3 separate regions of the Homo sapiens genome follow, and regions 1 and 3 are each linked to region 2. The links are chromatin contacts, found by Hi-C or POLR2A ChIA-PET in ENCODE. All regions are on one chromosome and are shown on one strand. Each heading gives the region's core, a stretch centred on a gene start or an enhancer-like site at or near the end of the contact. The rest is flanking DNA. Distances are from core to core; before and after follow the strand shown. Region 1 has its middle 59 kb from the start of TNFSF8. Region 2 overlaps AKNA (AT-hook transcription factor). Region 3 overlaps RGS3 (regulator of G protein signaling 3).

Region 1 (2,731 bases), core at 62-2,561, 620 kb after region 2:
AATAAATAAATAAATAAAGCCAAACATACATAGGCACGATGGTAGACTTAGTTGTCATCCATTTTGCCATGTGCTTGTCACTGTGTCTCAGGTCTCTTGTCTCTTTATTCTCTGGAAGAATTAATTGTAAGCCATTTCATAAAGCTTTTAGATGGGTGATGGGGTTATGTTGACCACTCATCCTCATGTCTACCACAGGATTTCTGTGCTTCAGAATATCCAGTATTTGATAGGTACTGCTTTGTAAGTGGTCTTTAGGGTTTTTTTTGGCACAAACTCCCAGGTGGTAGGAGATGTGAACATGGTTTTACACTTCATTAAGCCCCCAGGTAGGCAATGATCAGGCCCCACTATCATTCATCCAGAGCATGGGTCTCTGGTGCTTAGCCCTGCACTGGGCACTAAGACATTCACAAAGCCAGGCTTCCGGCTTTGGGGTTTTCATCAATGGTTTAAATTACCTTCCTAGTCAGCTCTCTGCAACTGTCCCTTATGAAAAAGCTAAGCCTCAGTCACAGGGTGACTCACCAGGATTACACCACGTATTTCCCCACTTTGAGGCCTTTGCTACCTATGTCCCTCTGCTTGTGGTGACCTTTCTTCCACCAATGAACACATACTCACCCCGAAGGCCAGAACGCCTTTGCTGATTCCCATTGCACCTCTCCCATCTTGACCATCAAATCCTTCCTCTGTGCACTGCTAACCCTTCTCCAAGGTTGCCAGGTATTGGATGTTGCTGGGCGCATGTCTGACTCTCCCAGTAGACTGGGAGTTCAGTGAGGGCAGAGGCCTTGGCTTTTTTCATTTACGTATTTTCTGAGATGCAGTGACTATCACATGCTGGAAGGGATGACACTTGAGTCCGCCATTGTGCCATGAGCATACTTGGCTCTTGGTACCTATAATTGCCGTTCCCCTGCTCCTTCTTGGGGTCCTCTCTTATCAAAGAGAGCTCAATTCATTTCTGGATCCTAGAGGGTTCTCAGGAAGAGTGACTATGTAGATGTGGTGGAAAGAGAACCAGCTAAAGAGGCCTGGGTTTGCCTCTCTCCTCTCTCAGCTTCCTGGGCATGAGCAAGCCACTTTTCCCTCTCTGGGCCTCAGTCTCTGCCTCTCAGTGGGGACTGCCACTCCCAGCTCTGAACATGTAAGAATCAGTTGCTGTTTACTGTGCTTCTTTCAAGTCAACCTCCCCTGTCTTTCTGTCTCTGTCTCTCTCTTTCCCCTCTGTCCTTCCTCTTAGGTGCATCATAAACCAAGAGTTTACAGTAAAAGCACAGGAAGAGCTGAGTGATGTGTTCTCTTCAGGAAAGTACCTGGTCCCCCAGGGAGCTGGGGGCGCCTCCAGAGCCCCTGCCTCCCGAGCTGTGGCTCCTGAGGACTTTCAGTGTAGACCTGGCAACCCAACCTTAGCCTTTGATGTGGCTCTGACAGTGCTCAATGCACAAGCAGCTCAAATTCAGAACCGTGGAAAGGCTTGTTGCTTTCTGTCACTGACCCTGGAGACTGATCAGAGGTTAGGGTGATGGGGGGACAGCCTGGGGGTCTCTCAGGGGAGTGGCACAGAGCATGAATCTTGATAATCACACACACATGATCCCCAGACTTCAGGTAGGACCAGCTTCTTCTTTCACTCAATCTCTCCTAAAGAGGAAACCAGACCTGCCCTTGTAATCTTTGTGCATCCTGAGAAGCCATGCGATGCCCAGAGGAAGTCCCTGAAGGGCCATCATATTGAACAATCAGCCCTTGAATCTTCAAGGGTGTCTGTGTTCTTATAAAAAACTGAGAAATCCTAAATTTGTTTGTTCACATCTTGTTTTTCTTGGTAGAAATGATGGAGGATTCTGAAGATGTGGTTTCAACTCATGGCTTTCATTCATTCATTCATTCATTTTCTTGGCAAACATTGGAGGACCTATGTTATGCAAGGCACTGTGCTGGGCATCAGGAATACAAAGGCTTTATATAGGTAGGTTGGTAGATAGACAGGGATAGATAGATAGATCAGTGGAGACGGAGATATGGATCTAGTTTTAGATCTATATCTATATCTTGCAAGGCTTAGAGTCTGGTAGTAGATGCAGGCATCATACAAATAGTGACACAAATAACTGTGGTAACTTGCCAGAGGGAAAATGATGGTGAGCCATGAACCTATAAAATGAAGGAATCCTGATTTATCCTGGGAATTAGGCAAGGTTTCCTGCATAGGGCCATTTGAGCTGAGTATCAATGGAAGGAGACCCCCAAACCTCCTGCTACCAACACTCATCAAACTAATTGTAATGTGGGTCCTGGAATTAGGCTGCTTGAGTTTCAGTGTCTCTACTAAAAAGTAAATAATTTTACAAAGTCATTGAGGACTTAGTCTCCCTCCTTTTACAAAGTCATCCAACCCCAACCCTAGAGTATATCCTTCAGCCTCAGGTCATAAGATGGGTGCTGCTCCTCCAGCCATCACAATTATTTTCCGGTGCAAAGAAGGGCAGGACCAAAAGCCAGAGGGGACATTTCGTTTCAGAGAAGTTAACCATGACCTCTACTCATTGAATATTACCTACAACTCACCGGGCAGAACTGGATCTTACAACTACTTCTATTTTCAAGGATGTTGGCGTGTGCACGTGCATGTTTTGTGTGCGTGTGTGTGTGTGTGTGTGTGCAGGGTTGGTAGGAGGAATTTTAAATCGAGTATTTTGCCTTTTTGAACCAAATCAGAGGAGAC
Region 2 (3,029 bases), core at 371-2,870:
CAGCCATTTCTATAAATGCAAGTGTGTGCATTGAACATTTTTGCATGGGTTGGAGGAAAGATTTAGTTTTTGCTCAATATGCCCTCTGTACTGTGCAAAGGTCCTTATCATGGGCATCTATTACCTGCTCAAAAAAGTTTAATTACAAAAAAAGGCAAGGGATGATGTAAGGTTCGGTTTTAAGAAAGCTCTAGATCAGTGTGAAATATAGAAATGTATATTATATAATCATATTACATAATTTTATAATATATAAAATAGAACTATAATGTGAGCTACACCATCTATAATTTTCTCATAGCCACATTGAGAATGTAAAAAGAAACAGGTAAAATTAATTTTTATATTTTATTTAGCCCCAAATATCATTTCAACATGTAATCAATACTAAAAAAATAGGGAGACACTTTATATTTCTAAGTCTCTGAAATCTGGCATGTGTTTCATACCCACAGCACGTCTCAATTCAGAGCAGCCCATGTCAAGTACTCAACAGTCACATGTGGCCAGCAGCTTCTGAATTGGACCGTGCAGCACTAGACATGAGGGGTCAGCTAAGGCCCCAGCTCCTGCTCAGTGTGATGATTTGACATTGCTTTATTTTGTGGACAACATATAGGACGAAGAAGAAATGTGTCTCCGGCTACGGAACCAAGAATGGTGGTGGCAAAAGGAAACGAAGCCTGTAATCCCAGCACTTTGGGAGGCCGAGGCAGGCATATCACCTGAGGTCAGGAGCTCAAGACCAGCCTGGCCAACATGGTGAAACCCCATCTCTACTAAAAATACAAAAATTAGCCAGGCATGGTGGCGCGTGCCTGTAATCTCAGCTTCTAGGGAGGCTTGAGGCAGGAGAATTGCTTGAACCCGGGAAGCGGAGGTTGCAGTGAGCCAAGACTGCACCACTGCACTCCAGCCTGGGCAACAGAGTGAGACTCTGTCTCAAAAAAAAAAAAAAAGAAGAAAAGAAATGAAGTACTTGTATGTGCTACTCCAACAAGGATTAACTTTGAAAACATCATGGTAAGTGACAGATGTCAGACACAGGACAAATATTGCGTGAATCTATTGCTATGAGACATCCACAATAGGCAAGCCTATAAAGACAGGAAGCAGAAGAGCAGCCGACGGAGGCTGGGGAAAGAGGGGATGGGGAGTGACTGCCTAATACAGATGAGGTTTCTTAGTGCGTGATGAAAATGTTCTAAAACTGACTGTGGTGATAGTGGCAGAACTGCAAATATACTAAAAACCGCTGAAGCAAGCAAACACTTTAAATGAGTCAACCGCATGGTATGTGAATTATATTTCAGTAAAGCAAGGGAAAGAAGGAGAGATGGGAGGGGAGGGAAGAGGAGAGGAGGGGAGGGGAGGAGAGAAGAGAAGAGGAGAGGGGAAGGGAGAGGAGAGGAGAGGAGGGAAGGGAAGGGAAGAATAAAATGGTGGTGCTTCTGAAAGAATTTGTTTTATGGGCATGGTAGTGCATGTAACTATTGCATTTCTCTTTTGGCATTGGCAACTAGGAAGCTCAAAGCTAAATGTGTGACTCTAATGTGCTTAGGGTCCAACAGAACATTTTATTTACTCACTCCACGTATTTTATTTTTTTCTACCCTTACTTCCTCTCTGCCCCAGTTTTCTCACTTCTGTTTTCAGAATGTGGCTAAAACGTATGTATTTTCATAAGGTGCTTTAAACCACTTCTGGAATAAAGCCAATGTACAGTTATAAACAGACCTGCAAACAATTCACGGTTACTTGGACTGTTTCATGAAGATACGAAGACCCTTGAGAAGTAACTAGGAATTGATTTATTTAATAAAATGAACTAAGAAAGTGAGGCAACTTATCCTGAAGAGGAAAAGGTAGAGTGGAGATTCTGTTACCCTTCCAGAATCCTGAAAGAGCTCAGAGTTTCCCGGGAGCCAGCCTAGAGACACTTCCAAGCACAAGTGGAGGGATTTGGATGAGATGCATTGCCAAAAAGGGGGGTGAGACCTAGCACTGGTGACAAGGAGGAGGCTGGAGCTGTGTGGCCTCTAAAACCAGGGAGGGGCTCATGTTTTGGGGATGGCTGAGTTAACTCGGTGCAGAGGCAGGGGAATGACAAGTGAGACTCCCAGAGTGCCTCTCACCCAAGCAGGCAGAGGTTCTGTGTTCTCCAGGTGAGTTAAGTCTCTCGGGGGCAAAGCTGGGAGTCCACTCACCTTGGCCAGGAACTGGCTGGCCTGAGAAGCCAGTGCCTGGGTCTGCTCTGCTGAGGACTGGTCCTCAGAGATGTCCCGGTTCTCCGGAAGCCACCCCAGGGTGGGCATGCTGGTAAGCGAGGAGGGGCTCAAGTCTCCTCGAGCTGATGGCCACCCTGGAATACACAACTGCTGAAAGCTGGGGCCAAGAACAGTCCTTCCAGGAGCTGAAGGACTGAGGCTGAACGTCAAAGCCACCACCTCCATCATCAAGTTATAGCTCAGTCACCATGTGCGATCTTCACATCAGCCCCAGGAAGTGGGCTGGGTAGAACATTGTCCCCCATTTACAAGGGAGAACAAGGTCCAGATCTGCCCCAGGCCACATGGTTGGCTGGAGCAGAGCTACGCTAGGCCTCTGGGTTCCCAGTCAACAGCGTGGGCTCTCACACAGGGAGACGTGAGTTCCAATCCAGACACTTCCCCTCCATAGCTGTATGAACTTCAGCGTGTCCTCACCTCTCCAATTGGTCCCCTTGGCTGTCATGGGTGTGACAACAGTGCACACCTCAGCGGGTTATTGTGGGGATTAAGTGAGGTCACATGTGTCAAGGCTTAGCACAGGGCCTGGCTGAGATATGGGCTCCCCAGGGACAATGCTCTATGTTTTCAACTCACCCAGGGTCACCAAGATGCCAAGTGGCAGGGCCAGGGCTGCCCCCAGGCTGCTGTGGATCAAAGCAGGACACTTTCCACATCTCTGACCCTTTTGAGTCAAAGTGCCCAGGGTGGGGCCTTGCCTCCCTCCTTCCCCTGGCCTGAGGCCAGCGCCATCCCCAGGGT
Region 3 (2,867 bases), core at 149-2,648, 850 kb before region 2:
ATTTAACCAGTTCTGTATTCAGATACTTCTGTCTACTCTTTTGCTATTGTAAATAACCCTGTGATGAAAATCCTTGCGCATGGATTGCCTCTCTGATTATTTTCCTTGGGAGAGATTGCTGAAAGGGAAATGACTGGGTCATGGGTCATAAACATTTTAAAGGCTCTTTACACATATTGACAAATTGCTTTGCAGGAAGATTCTAATGGTTTATCGTCTTATCAGCAGCATAGACATGACTTGGCCCCACGGGCTTCATTTCTGCCTGTGCCTCTCTGGTCTCCCTGGCATCCCAGTCTGAGCCTGTCACTGTCCAGTAGGCACACTTTGTTAGGATGCAACACATCTCTGGGAGCTCACACGCCTCCCCTTAGACAGCTCTGTCAGCAGGGCCTGGCCTTAGCCTTTCTGTGGGTCTCTTCTCTTTCTTAGCATGTGACACAAAGTTCTTGGCATCTACAATGTCTAATTTTCTTTCTTTTTCTTTTTTTTTTTTTGAGATGGAGTTTCACTCTTTTTGCCCAGGCCGGAGTGCAAGGGTGCGATCTCGGCTCACTGCAACCTCCACCTCCCAGGTTCAAGCAATTCTCCTGCCTTAGCCTCCCAAGTAGCTGGGATTACAGGTGCCCACGACCATGCCTGGCTAGTTTTTTGTATTTTTAGTAGAGACGGGGTTTTACCATGTTGGCCAGGCTGGTCTCGAACTCCTGACCTCAGGTGATCCACCCGCCTCGGCCTTCCAAAGTGCTGGGATTACAGGCATGAGCCACCACATGCGGCCTGTGTCTAATTTTCATGTTCATTTTAATATTTGTATAAGAAACTACTTCTATTTAAGAGACAGTCTCTCGCTGTGTCCCCCAGGCTGGAGTGCAGTGGTATGATCACAGCTCACTGTAACCTCAAGCTCCTGGCCTCAAATGATCCTTCCACCTCAGCCTCCCAAGTAGCTGGGATTTCAGGTCCAGCTTGCTATTTGTTTCATGATCTTTCTTTAAGCACCTTGCTTGATGTCATGTACTTAGAAGCCATATTAGAAATATACAGTCATAAGGACAAGTCCTGCTGGGTAATCCAGAGCTTAGGGAGCTTCCTCTGGGCTGGGCTGGGCAAGGTGAGGGAGTAGGGTGAGAGGTTTGGGTGATAATTGACCCTTGGGGGATTGCCTGAGAAGGAGACAGTTCAAGTGTGCTATGAGTGCAGAGCAGGGACTGGCCTGGCTTTGAAGGGACTCAAGTGACCAAATCTCTTGGCATGTGGCTCTCAGGATGCCTCTTGGTCCTGTGAGGCATGAACAGGATAGATGGGGGATGGCGGGGGCTGGGAGGGCCCAGGAGCCCAGTGCAGTGGGGGGTGAGAGCTGGGGCTGAGGACTGCAGAGGGCCTAAGCCTGTGGTTAGACTTCCTGTCAATGAGTGTAGCTCTCACGGTGAGGGTTGATGGGGAAGGTGGCAGCAACAGTTCCACAGGACAGCAGCGTCTCTCTTTCTGTTTCCATCTTATGTATGAGGGGGTGTGTGGGTTCTCGGGTCGGTGGCGGGCTGACAGTCTTCTCTGGGTCAGAGGGTTCTCTGTGGCTGGCTTTGACAAGCTGCTGCTTCCTCCCCCCGGGTCCTCACCCAGCCTCTTTTTGAACTGCCCACTCAGCCTGCTTTATTTCCAGCCTCTAGATCTCTGTAATCCTGCCCGGACCCTCCTGCTGTCAGAGGAGCTGCTGCTGTATGAAGGGAGGAACAAGGCTGCCGAGGTAAGACTTTCACCTGCATTTTTTAGGGGGCTTTCTGGGTGGGCTTCATTGGCATTCTCCAGGCCCCTCACTTTGGTCTCTTCCTGAGTATCTTAGAATTGTACATTCTCAGGGTAGGGGAGACCTGAGAAGGACCCCGCCACTCTCCCTAGCAAAGGCTACCCAGCTTTTTCTTGTACATCTCCTTTCAAAAGCTGTCGAATCCTTCTTTGATGGTTAGAAAGTTTCCCCAGCCCCTAAAGACACCCCATTGTTTATCCCACCTTCCTCTCAGGAGCAGAAGAGATGGCAATTTACCCTGGCTGTGGGGAGTGACTTTGGTGGCAGGAAGAGTAAAGCTATTAGCCAAAGTGAATTTTTAGACCAGCATCAGTTTACCTGAGTTTTCTGGGCCTGTTTTAACCCAAATCCCATGTCCTCTTCTGAGAGACGAGTCTATGATTTCGCCTGGGTTGTAGCTCTGCCTGTGGGGTGCTGACATGGGACCTGTGTCACCCTTCCTGGGAGCTGGCCTGGGATGCTTTTCTCTAATTGGGAGAACTTCATTCATCTACACAACCCCAGAGCTGGTCAGTTCAGTCTCTGAGCTTAAACTACTTGGGTACAGAAGTTGGAGCCCTGGGCTCTGCCCTGGCTACCTGGGGCCATGGGGTGAGGGTAGCAGGCTCTTTGCAGATCAGGCCCCAATGTAGAGCTGCCTTGGCTGAGTCGAGTGGCAGCTTGGGGTAGTGGAAAGATCAGGAAACTTGGAGACAGGAAGTTTGTATCGAGACCCAGGTCTGCTGCTGGCTCACATGTGATTTCTTCCTTCTTCCTCAGTCTTTCCATCTGAGCAGTAGGTATGTGTGTATTTGAGGCAGTAAGGGCAGGGTCAGAGGTTGGTCTGTAAGGACGCTTTAAACCTCAGCCTTCTGGGACACTATGTGTGACTGTGGCTGAAGCAGGAGGTTGGTTTGTTTTTTAAGTAAGCAGACTGGACTGGAACTCATCTATTCCAAATGTACATTATCTTTTTCAAGGGAGTGCCCTGGGGGACTGCATGCTCCCTTCCACCGCTCGCTGTTGCCTACTGTATTTCTGGACCTCCTCTTTTCCGAACCTCCTCTTGGGAACTTTGCAA

What was found. Hi-C counts contacts between places; a loop is a spot of excess contacts on that map. ChIA-PET counts read pairs that join two places held with the same protein, here RNA polymerase II (POLR2A). Pooled maps may share reads with other maps.
Region 1: a pooled map shows a loop between it and region 2 (4-fold over the local background). The contact joins two enhancer-like sites. A Hi-C loop is called at or near these places in 1 of 50 pooled maps. POLR2A ChIA-PET finds 5 or more read pairs at or near these places in 2 of 52 experiments (B cell and K562).
Region 3: a loop to region 2 is called in a pooled map, with 6 times the contacts of the local background. The contact joins two enhancer-like sites. A Hi-C loop is called at or near these places in 1 of 168 maps with a recorded cell type or tissue (natural killer cell), 3 of 37 single-sample maps with no recorded cell type and 9 of 50 pooled maps. POLR2A ChIA-PET finds 5 or more read pairs at or near these places in 2 of 52 experiments (GM10248 and naive thymus-derived CD8-positive, alpha-beta T cell).

What each region holds. Positions count from the first base shown.
Region 1 is chr9:114,988,625-114,991,355 of GRCh38, forward strand. No RefSeq gene overlaps it. Among named protein-coding and RNA genes, the nearest start is that of TNFSF8, 59 kb to the left of the region's middle. Within about 2 kb of position 1,312, at least 2 of the 41 ENCODE cell types and tissues checked have a DNase peak (open chromatin) inside an H3K27ac peak, as active enhancers do.
Region 2 is chr9:114,365,336-114,368,364 of GRCh38, forward strand. It overlaps AKNA (AT-hook transcription factor), which reads right to left. Exons shown (of 22, transcript NM_001317950.2): 6 at 2,208-2,362. Among named protein-coding and RNA genes, the nearest start is that of AKNA, 21 kb to the right of the region's middle. RefSeq lists enhancers at 1,520-1,579, 1,600-1,689, 1,797-2,745, 2,217-2,516. Within about 2 kb of position 1,621, at least 12 of the 41 ENCODE cell types and tissues checked have a DNase peak (open chromatin) inside an H3K27ac peak, as active enhancers do; they include natural killer cell, where a contact is called at or near this core.
Region 3 is chr9:113,515,878-113,518,744 of GRCh38, forward strand. RGS3 (regulator of G protein signaling 3) reads left to right here. Exons shown (of 23, transcript NM_001394167.1): 14 at 1,664-1,747. Among named protein-coding and RNA genes, the nearest start is that of RGS3, 54 kb to the left of the region's middle. RefSeq lists enhancers at 1,358-1,607, 1,768-1,897, 2,299-2,588. Within about 2 kb of position 1,399, at least 10 of the 41 ENCODE cell types and tissues checked have a DNase peak (open chromatin) inside an H3K27ac peak, as active enhancers do; they include natural killer cell, where a contact is called at or near this core.